Linked DNA regions of Homo sapiens: region 1 is linked to region 2. Evidence: chromatin contacts called from ENCODE Hi-C data. All regions are on one chromosome and are shown on one strand. The core of a region is the stretch at or near the end of the contact, and the rest is flanking DNA. Distances in the headings are between cores, read along the strand shown. Region 1 holds the start of LDAH (lipid droplet associated hydrolase). Region 2 holds the start of SMC6 (structural maintenance of chromosomes 6).

Region 1 (7,592 bases), core at 2,268-4,767, 3.1 Mb before region 2:
TTTATTTCATTTTAAATAATGTGTTTTGTTTTTTATTTTTGTGGGTACATAGTAAGTGTATATATTTATGAGCTCATGTTAAAATTTAATCCCCAAAGGGGAGTATTAAAAGATGGGACCTTTATGGGGTGATTGAATCAGGAGGGCTCGGCCCTCATGGATAGATTAATTCCTTCATAGATTAATGGATCAATAGGTTAATGAATTAGATTAAGGGGTATCATGTGAGGGGAACTGGTGGCTTTCCAAGAAAAGAAAGAGAAACCTGAGCTAGCACACTCAGCCTCCTGGACAAGTGAGGCCCTGTGCTGCCTTAAGACTCTTCAGAGAGTCTTTCACCAGGTATAGCCCCTCGACCTGGGACTTCTCAGCCTCCATAACTGTAAGAAATAATTTTTTCTTTACAAATTAGCCAGTTTCTGGTATTCTACTATAAGCAACAGAAAATGGACTAGGACAAGACCTGAGCTGAGCCAATCAGAAATTCTTCCCCGGGTATTAGGAATTAAAATCGAAAGAGGGAGAAAAAAGAATCTCTGTGTGGCTGTCCCTCTGCATCAATCTGGACAGGCTGTGTGGCACTGTGGTAAGAAACAACAGCAACAACCTCCAAAGCCTTAAGCAACAAAGGTTTATTTCTTATCACAATATGTGTTGCTATGGTTTGGATATAGTTTGTCCCCAAAAAGACTCATGCTGAAATTTGGTCCCCAGTGTGGTGATGTTCAGAAGTGGGGCCTATGGGGAGGTGTTGGGGTCATGGGGTGGATCCCTCATGAAGAGATTGTTGCTGTTCTCGCCAAAGTCAGTTCTTGTTCTGAGACACAGCAGAGACCCCTCTTAAGGGCTTGCAGGGCACTCTCCACCAAAAGATGAAAATAAAAAAAAATCTTGACTTCCTTAAAGAAAATTCCAGACATCTAGCTAGTCCTAAAAACAAAAACAAAAACAAAACAAACTTAAAAGCAAGAAGATAATAAGAGCTTAAAACAATAGCCAAAAAATTAATGTCACGGGATATTGTATTTCCTATAAAAACTAAAGGTAACATCTTAACATATGTCCCAAGTTGTTTTTCAGAAACCCAGATCCCCACTAAATGGATCCACTGGCACACAGGCCTCAAATAAGGGAGAATTGAAGGCTAAACTCTGACTACTATTCTTTGTTCTAAATTTCTTCTTGAGGTGCTTAAAGGAGGCCATGCCCATGAGCCCAAGCTAATATCCTTTTCTGCTGATATCAAATTTTTAGAGAGTTTCACCTTCTTAACAAATCACAAATCAGAAAATCCTTAAATTCCACCTATGACCTGTGGGCCCCCCTCTTTGAGATGCCCCGCCAATGCACGGCAGGCAAGCCCCAAATTGGGGATTTGCCCAGTAGAGTTCTTAGCTTCGCCAAGAAAGAATTCAAGGGTGAGCCGGTGGTGTTAAATAGCAACTTTTACTGAAGTAGTAGTGTCCAGAAGCAGCAGAGATACTGCTCCTTGCAGAGCAGGGCTACCCCATAGGCAGTGTGTCCAGAGTAGCATCTGAAAGGCAGTTCTTCTGTCATATTTATAATCATTTTTAATTACAGGCAAATTAAGGGGTGAATTATGCAGAAATTTCTAGGAAAAGGGTGGTAACCTCTGGGTTGTCAGGTTGTTGCCATGGAAAGGGGCATTAATATGGAAAGCTGCTTCCTCCCTGCCCCTGTTTTAGCTAGTCCTCAATTTGGTCTGGTGTCCAATTCCTGCATCCTACCTCACTGCATTTTTAGGTTAAGCCAATATATAACCTCCATATATTGATTTATGACTTTGCCTATAACCTCTGACACCCCTGCATTTAAAAACCCTTACCTATAAACAATTAGGGAGTTCAAGACTTAAGCACTAACTGACCAGTTCTCCTTGCTTGGGACCCTACAATAAATGCCTCACTTTCTTTCACTATAATCCTGATGTCAGTGTTTGGTCTTGCTGCACAGGCAATTGGACTCCAGTTTGGTTTGATAACAGCTCTTGAGAGATTGGAAAAGAGAGAGTCCCTGAGAGAGTGGGTTGTTTTCCACCTCCTGTTTGGTCTGTTTTCACATGTATCAGCTTCCCCTTTGACCTTCTACCATGTTGTGACACTGCACAAAAAACTCTAACCAGAACTGAGCAGATGCTCACACTATGCCCCTTGAGCTTTCCAATGTGCAGAACCATGAGCTAAGTAAACCTCTTTTTTAAATCCAAGCATACTTTGAAGATATTGGGGGTTCAGTTCCATACTACCACAATAAAGCAAACATCACAATAAGGCAGTTCACAGAATTTTTTTGGTTTCCCAGTGCATATAAAATTTATATTTACACTGTACTGTAGATTATTGTGTACAACAGTATTATGTCTAAAAAAAGTACATACTAAGAAAAGAAAAATAGCCCAGAGCTGTCTGAGCTATGTGAGGTATGCAAAATTTATTAGACCCGGACAGAAGTGAATACTGGCTTCCGCCACGCCTTCCCATGCCTTAGGGCAATTGTTAAAGGCATTTTGTTCTTTATTAGCTGCCTCACCCATTATCTTTATGTTCCTGGAATTTGTGATACAAGGAAGAAAGCATAGCCAGTCAATAGCTTAAGTTTTTTAAATATAAATTCTTGGTAAACAAGTTAAGCTCTGCCTCCTCTCCTTTCCTTAAAAACCGGCTCACGCCTGTAATCCCAGCACTTTGGGAGGCCGAGGCGGGTGGATCATGAGGTCAGGAGATCGAGACCATCCTGGCTAACAAGGTGAAACCCCGTCTCTACTAAAAATACAAAAAATTAGCCGGGCGCGGTGGCGGGCGCCTGTAGTCCCAGCTACTCGGGAGGCTGAGGCAGGAGAATGGCGTGAACCCGGGAAGCGGAGCTTTCAGTGAGCCGAGATTGCGCCACTGCGGTCCGCAGTCCGGCCTGGGCGACAGAGCAAGACTCCGTCTCAAAAAAAAAAAAAAAAAAAAAAAAAAACCTACTCCGACTGCTGCTAATTGGAGTGTATATTCAAGGCAACTTGAATCTAAGCTCCTGAGTGGCCATTCTCAAGCACTGAGCCCAAATAAACTCTATACTTAATATTATTCTCTGAATTTTCTTAAAGTTGGCAACACCTTAATTAAAAAAATACTTTATTGATCATGCTTATGAACATGATCAAATGAGAATCAACTTTCCTGTGTATGTGGGGAAGATATGCAACTAGTAACGCAGAAAGAGGGAAATGGGAAGAGGGAGAAAAGAGGGGCAGACATGGAACAAATGAGAGAGAAGGAAAGGGAAGCCAGAAGCCAGAAGCACATCAAGGATGACAGAAAATAAAAGGCGGATAAAATTCAAATGAAAAAGAAAGGAAAACCCCGACACCCTCCAAGAGGTCTCTCTGATCTGGACCACCGGCTCCAAGCCAGTAAGAAATCTCCCAGCCAGCTGTGCGCCGCGCGCCAGGCTGACATCGGCTTCCCGGATCAGCTCCGGCGCGGTACTGTGACGTCACCTGAGGGGGGCACTTCCGGTCTCGTGCCGCCTTCCCAGGACCCTCAGGGAGAGCGGGCAGCCTTCCAGGTGGACAGGTGAGGTACAGCTTGCCGAGCTCAGGGTGACTGCCCAAAGGAAGGACGGGTGGGCAGGCACGCGGGATCTGGCGCCCCTTCTTCTCTATGGTTCCTCGCAGAGCCCCTGTTGCCCTGGGCCAGATGGCCCGTAGCAGCAAAAATAATACTGTTCCGACAGCTCGCGAGTTCGGAGCCACTTGGCCTGGGAGTCCCTTGAGTTGCAGGCCGGGCAGTCGCTCACCCGAGCGCGGTAATGCAGCATTTGAACCCCTAAGTGTAGCCCACCTGTAGGGAGTCTTATGGTGCCCCCGCGGAGGAGTAGAGGCCAAAAAGTTGGGCAGCTGGCCGGGAAGAACTCGCTAGGAGGGGTCAAACTCTGGGCCGGGAGTGTTCTTTGCCCCCGGCGTTTAGTGCTCACGCCGCCTTTTATTCACGCTGAAGACCTTAACCGTAAACCCTCATCCTTGGGTCTTAGTTTGGTTTTGTTCCCCACGCAAGACAGAATGCAGATTGGAACACTTTATTCCTTGGTTAATTCGTATCTTCCCTCGCAAGTAGTTACCGGACACCTGCTTTGTGTCCTGTGTACCAAACACAAGAGTTGATAGTCCTGGCCGGGCGCCGTGGCTCACGCCTGTAATCCCAGCACTTTGGGACCCCGAGGCGGGCGGATCAGGAGGTCAGGAGATCGAGACCATCCTGGCTAACACGGTGAAACCCCATCTTTACTAAAAATACAAAAATAAATACATAAATAAATAAATTAGCCGGGCGTGGTGGCGGGCGCCTGTAGTCCCAGCTACTCGGGAGACTGAAGCAGGAGAATGGCGTGAACCCGGGAGGTGGAGCTTGCAGTGAGCCGAGATGGCGCCACTGCACTCTAGCCTGGGCGACAAAGTGAGACTCAGTCTCAAAAAAAAAAAAAGAGTTGATAGTCCTTGAGTTGAAAGAACAAATCTGTATGGAGAAAGAGATACAACCAAAAGAAACCCAGAAGATTTAGAAGCATCTCCAGAATGTTTATTCTCAAAAGCTGTTTTTTAATTAAACTTCTTTCTGAAACTATACGTAGGAGTGTCTCTTGTGTGTTTCCCCATTTTTCCACCTGAAGGTTAAAGACTTAGAAACCTGCTAAGGCCCCTCTTTCCAGCATGTAGCATTCTAGGGGGATAATCAGGGCAACACAGTGGGTGCCCATCTAAAATTTTATATTTTAATATTTTGCTTTTTGATAACTTAATGCCTTCAGACTGGAGGATTTTTTCTTTCTTTTTTTTAATTTTTTTAAAATTATACTTTAAGTTCTAGGGTACATATGCACAACGTGCAGGTTTGTTACATATGTATACATGTGCCATGTTGGTGTGCTGCACCCATTAACTTGTCATTTACATTAGGTATATCTCCTAATGCTATCCCTCCCCACTCACCCCACCCCACAACAGGCCCCGGTGTGTGATCTCCCCCTTCCTGTGTCCAAGTGTTCTCATTGTTCAATTCCCACCTATGAGTGAGAACATGTGGTGTTTGGTTTTTTGTCCTTGCGATAGTTTGCTGAGAATGATGGTTTCCAGCTTCATCCATGTCCCTACAAAGGACATGAACTCATTCTTTTTTATGGCTGCATAGTATCCCATGGTGTATATGTGCCACATTTTCTTAATCCAGTCTATCATTGTTGGACGTTTGGGTTGGTTCCAAGTCTTTGCTATTGTAAGTAGTGCTGCAATAAACATACATGTGCATGTGTCTTTATAGCAGCATGATTTATATTCCTTTGGGTATATACCCAGTAATGGGATGGCTGGGTCAAATGGTATTTCTAGTTCTAGATCCCTGAGGAATCGCCACACTGACTTCCACAATGGTTGAGCTAGTTTACAGTCCCACCAACAGTGTAAAAGTGTTCCTGTTTCTCCACATCTTCTCCAGCACCTGTTGTTTCCTGACTTTTTAATGATCACCATTCTAACTGCTGTGAGAAGATGTCTCATTGTAGTTTTGATTTGCATTTCTCTGATGGCCAGTGATGATGAGCATTTTTTCATGTGTTTTTTGTCTGCATAAATGTCTTCTTTTGAGAAGTGTCTGTTCATATCCTTCACCCACTTTTTGATGGGGTTGTTTGTTTTTTTCTTGTAAATTTGTTTGAGTTCTTTGTAGATTCTGGATATTAGCCCTTTGTCAGATGAGTAGGTTGCAAAAATTTTCTCCCATTCTGTAGGTTGCCTGTTCACTCTGATGGTAGTTTCTTTTGCTGTGCAGAAGCTCTTTAGTTAAATTAGATCCCATTTGTCAATTTTGGCTTTTGTTGCCATTGCTTTTGGTGTTTTAGACATGAAGTCCTTGCCCATGCCTATGTCCTGAATGGTATTGCCTAGGTTTTCTTCTAGGGTTTTTATGGTTTTAGGTCTAACATTTAAGTCTTTAATCCATCTTGAATTAATTTTTGTATAAGGTGTAAGGAAGGGATCCAGTTTCAGCTTTCTACATATGGCTAGCCAGTTTTCCCAGCACCATTTGTTAAGTAGGGAATCCTTTCCCCATTTCTTGTTTTTGTCAGGTTTGTCAAAGATCAGATAGTTGTAGATGTGTGGTATTATTTCTGAGGGCTCTGTTCTGTTCCATTGATCTATATCTCTGTTTTGGTACCAGTACCATGCTGTTTTGGTTACTGTAGCCTTGTAGTATAGTTTGAAGTCAGGTAGCGTGATGCCTCCAGCTTTGTTCTTTTTGCTTAGGACTGACTTGGCAATGCAGGCTCTTTTTTGGTTCCATATGAACTTTAAAGTAGTTTTTTCCAATTCCATGAAGAAAGTCATTGGTAGCTTGATGGGGATGGCATTGAATCTATAAATTACCTTGGGCAGTATGGCCATTTTCACAATATTGATTCTTCCTATCCATGAGCATGGAATGTTCTTCCATTTGTTTGTGTCCTCTTTTATTTCATTGAGCAGTGGTTTGTAGTTCTCCTTGAAGAGGTCCTTCACATCCCTTGTAAGTTGGATTCCTAGGTATTTTGTTCTCTTTGAAGCAATTGTGAATGGGAGTTCACTCATGATTTGGCTCTCTGTTTGTCTGTTATTGGTGTATAAGAATGCTTGTGATTTTTGCACATTGATTTTGTATCTTGAGACTTTGCTGAAGTTGCTTATCAGCTTAAGGAGATTTTGGGCTGAGACGATGGGGTTTTCTGAATATACAATCATGTCATCTGCAAACAGGGACAATTTGACTTCCTCTTTTCCTAATTGAATACCCTTTATTTCTTTCTGCTGCCTAATTGCCCTGGCCAGAACTTCCAACACTATGTTGAATAGGAGTGGTGAGAGAGGGCATCCCTGTCTTGTGCCAGTTTTCAAAGGGAATGCTTCCAGTTTTTGCCCATTCAGTATGATATTGGCTGTGGGTTTGTCATAAATAGCTCTTATTATTTTGGGATACGTCCCATCAATATCTATTGAGAGTTTTTAGCATGAAGAGCTGTTGAATCTTGTCAAAGGCCTTTTCTGCATCTATTGAGATAATCATGTGGTTTTTGTCTTTGGTTCTGTTTATATGCTGGATTACGTTTATTGATTTGCGAGGACTTTTTTCTTTGTTAAAATGTTGCTCTGCTTTCAGCATTTTCTCCCTTGTAGTATTACCATAATGTATTTAAGATTGAGCACTTAATTCTGAAGTCACTTTAAGTATACCTCAACCAAAGGGAAATTAATATATTATTTCTAATGAGTGTATTTAATATAGGTAAGTAGTTTGTACACTTGTGAAATTCTTGGCATTAATTGATGTCCAGAAGCTGAAAGCTACTCTCTGGTACATTAAAAAAAAATTGTGTGTGTAATTACAAGAAAGTTTGATGTCACAGTTGCAAAGGAGTTGTGCAAAACAAATTGCCTTTTTCCAGTAAAGATAATTCAGCAAGTTCATCTTGAGTGTAGTGTGTGGTTTCGTTTTTAATATGTCCTCAGCAGTAGTCATAGATTTTATCTTCATCATTTAAGCTTTATTTTCTGGCCCACT
Region 2 (7,777 bases), core at 5,117-7,616:
GGTGAAACAAAATCAAGATACCAAGACTGTTTATACATCATACATTTATACTGTAAGAGCTTTTACTATACCTGAGGTGGGGCTTCATGACGCTGCCCATCATTTTTTTGACTGTCTGTGCCTCACACACCCAGAGACTCAGATCAACTGCAATGGTTTTCCCACCAAGATTACGCAAGGGGATGTGTTGCTTAACAGGCTCCAAAATTTGCCACAAGTCATTCACTCCCATTCTGGTGATTATCTGCTGTTATGTGAAACACACTTTACAAAATATTGTTAAAGAAACAGAAGCTCATAACAGGAATTCAAACAATATATTATAAGCCAGTTCAGGATAATTCATAGAGGATATTCCTTATTTTTTTCATCAGTCAGCGTTTCAAAATGAATTAAGAACACCTGAAACGTTAAAATGGCGGTAATTGGCTTTTTCCCAGCTAAAAACAAGAGCTAACAAAAGCAGAGATCGGTAGCGAATGCAAGGATGCTGTAAATCATTTTTGTCTACTTGAAAATTCACTCCTTGATTTACATACTTAGAGAATGGGACTAATTCTCTATCATACCCAGGAAAAAAAAAAAGAAAAGCAAGGAAGCATGCAAACAAACTAAAGAAAAATGGGGTTAATAAAGGAAAACTTAGAAAAGTGAGGGAAGAAGAAACGAGAGAAAATGAAGTTAGAGGAATACTGATGGACATAACTTTCTTAAAAGGGCGTTGGCTTTTTAAATTGCAAGGTCACATAATGTTCATTGTAGAAAAAGAAAAAAACTTTTAATCACTTATAACTTTTAACCACCACCCAAAGAAAACTAAAGTTAAACCTTTTTCCACGTACATGACATTTTAAAAACAAAATTGGCTTAAACTTTGCTACTATTATCTGGTTTGGTATTTTCTATAGGCCAGCTTTTCCTTATTATACATCTATATTTGGTTTTCTTTCCCTTTGTTATTATTTGGTAAAGACATTAAGTAGCATGTGCAATGAAAATTCAATCTGACGACACAAATACAACCCAGATTATCCTCTAAATAATGACCTTCATTCATTCCAGAAACACAAGGCAGGAGACAATAATATATTAAGTCAAAAGACTATCACCTTTATGCAGAAACCTTCTGAATAAAAAGTACTGTATTGTCTGTACCTTTAACAGAGTTCGTTCTAAAGGTAAATTTTCTCAAATTGCCCATGGGTGCAAAGAAAATAAATGCTGGAAGCGTTGCTGTCTGTGACTTACCCTGTTTTTCTGAACCTGAATTTTATAGTGTGGCCAGTGCTGCCATAAGTATTATTCCTTTTTTTTTTTTTTTTGAGACAGGGTCTCGCTCTGTCACGCTGGCTGGAGCGCAGTGGCGAGATCTCAGCTCAGTGCAACCTCTGCCTCCCAGGTTCAAGTGATCTGCCTGCCTCAGCCTCCCAAAGTGCTGGGATTACAGGCATGAGCCACCACACCCAGCCCTGCCATGAGTATTATTCTGTGTACTCATTTCTATGAAGTGTACAGTGACATCTATGGATGTCACTTTACAGATAAAAATATACAGACTTAAAGGTAAAGAAAGTATTTGGTAGTAACAGTGGCCCAGAATATTGTCTATTTCACATCCTGAAGCCCCACTGGTTGAATGTACCATTGTGGCATTAATTCAGTTACTGTGAAAAGTTGTGGTTAATTCTGGAAAAAGAGTGCAGTACAAATATTCTCAAAGTCATTATTATGAAGAGAAATGAGACAAATTATTAACCCATCAGAACACATTAAACCAAAAGTCTGAGAAGAAAGTTATTGACAGTTTTGCTTTCCTTTGTGACTCACGGTGCACACTGGAATAGATTGCTATCGAAGACAATTATGCAATTCCTTTGTTCTAATTTAATTTAAATGTGACCCTGACCCTAGCAGTCAAAATTTTAAATGCAGGTTATCTTCTGGTTTAGCAATATCTCTTCCAGGAACTTAAGATATGTTACGTGGTGTGTATGGATTTATACAACAATATTCACTGTAGCATTGTTTATAATAGTAGACACTGAGAAGAGCTAGGTCTCCATACAGGACTAATTAAGTAAATTATGGAATATTCAAACTAAATTAGATGATATAGCAAATAAATCAGTAGGATAGAAATACATGTACTAATAAAAAAACTGACCCAACTTTTAAAATGAAAACAGGTATGAATATGTTAGGGATGATTACAGTTCAGGGATGGCAAGAACCACTTTTCAAAACATATCCCTTTGTGTTGTTTCATTTTTAAAATACCATATGCCTGTATTACTTTTCAAATTAGAAAAAAGTTAAAAAATATGTGACCCTATTTATTAGGAGTTGGAGAAATAAACCAGAAATCTTTTTAGATGGTTTGCTTCTTGGCTAAATATTAAGTGACAAATTTAAATAGAATTCATGGGTCAAATTAAAAAGTACTGTTCTGCAAATTTACAAGTACTTGAATATTAAATACTACTTCAGTATAGCTTTTTGAGGGAAGAGAAATTCACATTTTCTGGTTTCCTTCAGATTGCCTAGAACTAGTCCTGTGGAGTTGGCCAGGGCACATATTTTCTCTGGCAACTTCCGGTTCTAAGGTTCAACATTCCTACCCTGTTTCTAATGATTCCTTTCGTAGGTTGACTACACATACACAAATGAATAGTAGTGAAGATTGCCACCTAGTGCAGTGATGTTTATGATGGCACACATAAACACACATTTATATATAGGACTGTGATGTTAACTGTATTCCTTCTGAGGGTTATGGTAAAAAAAAAAATAAAACAGCAATAAGGTAGACTCTTGATTTTATAAACTGCAGTCCTCTAAGTATTTCAAGTATATTAAGATCATTGTGTAAAGCTGTTAATTAAATATATTATTAACAGGGGGCAGCCATGCCTAAAAAAAAAAAAAAAAAGTCCAGCACTGATTCGATTATTGGAAACCCCTAAGCAAGATAAAGAGGGCTTTTAACCCCATAAATAATATCTTTAATATCACATGATTACTACAGTTAGAATTTAGTTTTTATTATTTCATTTCTTTTGTCGGAAACAAACCTGGTTTAAAGAATGATTAACCATGGTTAGTTCTGAAAGAGGAAAATTATGTGAAATGTACATTTTATTAGAAAGAACATCATAATATTTTAAGAACGCAATTAACTCCAAATCTCTGTTTCCATCATCAATTGTTTTCCATTCCTTATCACATGTTCTTTGCACCAGCTGTTCCGCGGAAGTGATATTAAGAAGCAATGGTTAAGACTGTAAAAGCATAAAACATTCCAAAAAAGGACAGAATGCAATAGCTTCTAAGATATTAAAGTACAACTACACTGAAAGATAGAACAGATGGTTCTTGCATGAGGTCATAATCAATGTGATGAGGTTATTTGAAAATGGCTCAGCATTAAGTAAAATTTAAAAATACTACACTAGCCGGGCATGGTAGCTCATGCCTATAATCCTGGCTCTTTGGGAGGTCGAGGCAGGCGGATCACCTGAGGCCAGGAGTTTGAGAACAGCCTGGCAAAATGGTGAGACCCCATTTCTATAAAAATAAATAATAAAAATTAAAAATACTACACCAAGAACTATGTATAATTTCATCTTGCTTTTTAGTTTTTTTTACTATGGTAAAATTTTAAATTTTTTTGGTGTGGGATTTGGTGAGTTCCCACTCAAATCTTTTATAATGAATAAGTATATTGATGTCAATCTGTTCATACAATCAACATATATATATCAAAAGAAGTCTAACATCTTCATAATTTTTTAAGAATTAGCTGTCACACAAGTCTACTTACATGAATCAATGATGTAAGAACAACACATAGCAAATAACTTTATAAACCTATTAATGGCTTAAATTGATTTAGCTTACTTATTTGAATCAACAAAGTCAGAACACATAGCAAACCACTTCATAAGCAATGGACTTCAGATAGGAAGCCTAGGATTTGGGTTTTGAATATACCACTGATTAGGTGTATGACCTTGGGAAGACATTTAACCGTTCTACAAAATGACAGGTATTAAACCAGATGCATTACAAGATTCTAATATCTGTAATCTAGTATTTAATATTTGAATTGCATGACCAACTGGTAGCATGGAATAAAAAAAAATCACTCTATTTCAGAAAGTATTGCTTGGTATAATAGAAAGAACATAAATTTCCATCTTAAAGGACTTAAGAATCCACTTCCAGTTAAAACAAAAACAAGTCCTTTGATGTAACCATATGGTGCCCATAAATCAATTTAAGTTCCTAAAACTTCCTTAAAAGCTAATAAGCTTTTATTGGTTAATTATAAAACTGAATGAGGTGAGAAAAACACAGAACCTTGTTAATTTCACTAATGAATCAAATTTAAAGAACATAAAGAGGTCAGGGGCTTAACTGATGCAAAAATACACACTTTATTAAAGCAAGTTTTGCAATTTAGTTCAGCTTTAAGAAAAACATTAGAAAATTTACTTCGGAAAAGCAGAAAATGCTTAAATTTCCCAATTTCCATTTAGATGAGTATATATTCATATAAAGACTGGTAAATGGTGAAAACTATTTCAATGCAAGATTATATTTTAAGGGATTTACCACATAATCTCAGTAACTAATGCTGTTCTTTAAAATTATTTTTTCAATTTTATTTTCATATGAATTTAGCCTAAACGTTGAGGCATACTTCACGTTTATCAATAAATACTTATTAAATGTCTACTATTTAACAGGAAAGCTTTATAGGTGCTGGAGATACAATAATGGAAGATCAAGCCCTGCATTTAAAGACCTTAGTAGGGTAAGTGAGACTGCAGATAAAAAGGGCTTAAGAGGTAAGAAAGCAAGCTATAGTTGTATTTAGGAAAAAAGGTCCCCCACTTAGGAATCAAGGAACGGTTCCTGAAGCAAGTGACATGTAAGTAGGGACCTCCCAACCGTGTTTCCCATTGGTTACAACAAGGCCAGATGTTTTGGTCTATTTTGACTATGTCATATTTTTCGTTGATCCATGGCAAGGGCCACAGTAGGAATATAATATATATGTGATTACTTTTAGAAATAAAAAGTGACTTTGATGTAAAGAATTCCATTACCGGAGGCCAGAATTTCAACATCAATTTATTTGGAGGTGGAGTGAGGTGGCAGTCAATGCATTATTTTCCCCACACAGAAGAGAAGATTTTGGAGTATGAAAAGTAGGTTACTTGTTAGGTCAGCATATTCATGGGAAGGGTTGTGTAAAGACTGAAGCGGGAGTGTGGGGTTGAGAAGGGCGCTGAAACCTAAGCCAAGGAAGTTAAGACTTCATTACTTCTGACGTTTATTTAGGGGGTTTACACTCTAGGTTACCGTGGGGGAAAGACTGATTGTAAATAACTACAATACCTTAAAGTAATTACTATAACAGAACTATATCCGAAATACAAGGTTAACACGGAAAAGGGAACACCCAACTGTGCCTATGGGGACCAGGGAGGGCTCTCCCGGGATGGCTTTGAGCGAGGCGTGGGAATTATCCCCATCGCATGCCCGGGGGAAGCACAGCGGGACCCAGCAGCTTCGGCCAAGCGCAAGCGGCCGGAGAACGCGCAGCTTTCCCGAGGCGGGGTGACGCAGGGCCCTCGCGAGTGGAAAACAGGGGCCAAGTCGCGGCCTGGCGGCTCGGTTCGGACTTCCTACTTTATTCAAAGGGAGTCATTGAAGGCGTTTTCGGAGGAGCAGCGAACAAAGAGCTCGTCCGTAAGCCAGATGGTCAAAGGAATCAGTGGGAGGACCCGGGCGGCGCCGTCTCTCCACGTCCCGCGGGACTTACCCGGACAACCCTTCCTCCTTGGCTCTGGAAGAAGCCCCTTCGTCATTTACCAGTTTGGCCTGAATCCTAACTACTGTGCCTCCAAATTTCTGAATTTTCTCAAAAGGAAAAAAAAAAAGGAAAGTCCTCTTTCTTTACCCAAGCAAAGACTAGCTCCCCGGGCTCAACCGCCAGGCCCAGGAGCACCAGGAAGCGTTTCGAATCCAGCGCCGGGCCCGCGCGGCCCCGCCTCTTCCGGGAAGTGACTGACCCCTTTCCCCCAATGGGGCCCGCTCGGCTTTCCCTTGCCGGCTCCCAGCCGGCCTAGCGGACGCATGCGTAGACCAGCTGCCGGGGGCGCTCAATTATCTTTCCCTTTTACTTAGGCAAATCACTCACCTCCCCCGAGTCCGGTCACTGCGGAGCCGCCCGTGCCTACCAGCTTCCCCCACCCGCTAAGGGGCACTTCCGGCCTCTCAGACTCCGGCGGCGCGAAACCCCGCAACTGCGCAGGCGCGGGCGGAGCCCGAAGGGAGGGAGGGCGGGGCGCAGGCGCGGTTAGTACCGCGGTGGGCGCCGGGGCTCCCGGGAATCTACCTTCTCCTGCGGCCGGCACGCGGTTCCCAGGGGGCCAGCGGCGGTCAGCCGAGGTCGAGACGCCCGCAGGGTGGCCTTAGCGGCCGGTCGTACCACGGCAGCCCCGCCGATCAGGTTCCTTTGGGAGACTTCGACTTGTTGGCGGTAGGGTGAAGGCGCGCGCTGTCGCTTTCCCTTGCTCCGGGGTTCATCCTCCGCCCGCTGCCCCCTTGGCTGGCGACCCCCAGCCACCCGGGAGAGGCAGGGTCAGCTGAGCTGCGGCGGTGTTCATGGTCGTCCTTGCGGGCCCGGGCGGGAGATGTCCGTTCCTCGGGCGGGTCGGGCGGCCGGCGGCACCTTCGCGCGCTCTCCGAGGCGGCACCGGTCTCCTGAGCCGCGGGAAACCTGGCGTCTGCTCCGGGCCGTCCCCTCCCAGGCGGCCGTCCCCTCCCAGGCGGCCGTCCCCAGACTCTCCCGGGCTGTGGCGAATAACTGTAAAGCGGGGAGAGGTCTGGGGAAAGCTGGGGTAGGGAGTGGCTCTTAGCATGAGTCTGATGATATCTCGCAGGCGGCAACTGGTGTGTTTAAAGGGTGTATGCAAAGATCACTGAAATCGGATTTGTCATTAAAGCCCAGTTTTACGAAAATGCAAATTGTATTACCTAGAAAAATTAACATGTGTTCAAAGGTTTACTGATGGCATTTCTCTGCCCTCATTTCTTACAGAAATGAACCGGAGAAGAATCCCAATTGGGAATTGCGGAAAACAGGACTCTAGGGTAGAGAAAGGTTGTAGAACCAATAGGGTTTGAGGTAATACTGTGAAAATTCTTAGAGCAATCATTTGGTGTTTGAGCCCTCAAGACAGAAGTTTTGTGAGCGCTTATTACTCTGCATATGTCACGAGTAGTAGATTAAAAGCCAGTGTTTTAAAGGCAAACTTCTCAGTAATATATATTCAAAGGAAAAAAGAAAAACCCAAATCTCCTGACTTTTATATGGTTGCAGTGTGATCTTTTAACATGTACAATAGTATATACAGTGGCATGCAGTTTGTTCCATGGGTGTGTGGGTAGAGAGGGAACATATTAGAACTTCTATTTAGATTTATTTCATTTGATTTCTACGTGAAACATAGGGTATTAATTTTATGTTGGAACATGTATTTCAAATTTCTTTTGCTTAATGGGTGCAAGTACAAAACGTTTGGAGGCCACTAGTATATTGCCTAAAAGCGTGTATTTATATCACAAAAAGCCAGAATTGTGTGACTCTGAGCAGGTTGGTACCACCTCTTTAAGTTTCAGTTCTTCTTATGCAAGTTGGAAGAAATAATACAGTTATCAGTGCATCCTCTGTATCCGTGGACTCAATCAAGGGACTGAAAATATT

What was found. A loop is a pair of places that touch in the nucleus more often than their neighbours do. Pooled maps may share reads with other maps.
Region 1: a loop to region 2 is called in a pooled map, with 13 times the contacts of the local background. The contact joins the promoter of LDAH here to the promoter of SMC6 in region 2. A Hi-C loop is called at or near these places in 7 of 50 pooled maps.

What each region holds. Positions count from the first base shown.
Region 1 is chr2:20,819,026-20,826,617 of GRCh38, reverse strand. LDAH (lipid droplet associated hydrolase) reads left to right here and starts at 3,517. Exons shown (of 7, transcript NM_021925.4): 1 at 3,517-3,581. RefSeq lists enhancers at 3,334-3,723, 3,944-4,013, 3,816-4,641.
Region 2 is chr2:17,752,399-17,760,175 of GRCh38, reverse strand. It overlaps SMC6 (structural maintenance of chromosomes 6), which reads left to right and starts at 6,366. Exons shown (of 28, transcript NM_001142286.2): 1 at 6,366-6,550; 2 at 7,112-7,198. It overlaps GEN1 (GEN1 Holliday junction 5' flap endonuclease), which reads right to left and starts at 6,038. Exons shown (of 14, transcript NM_001130009.3): 1 at 5,831-6,038; 2 at 72-247. The coding sequence starts at 232. RefSeq lists silencers at 6,251-6,390, 6,531-6,890.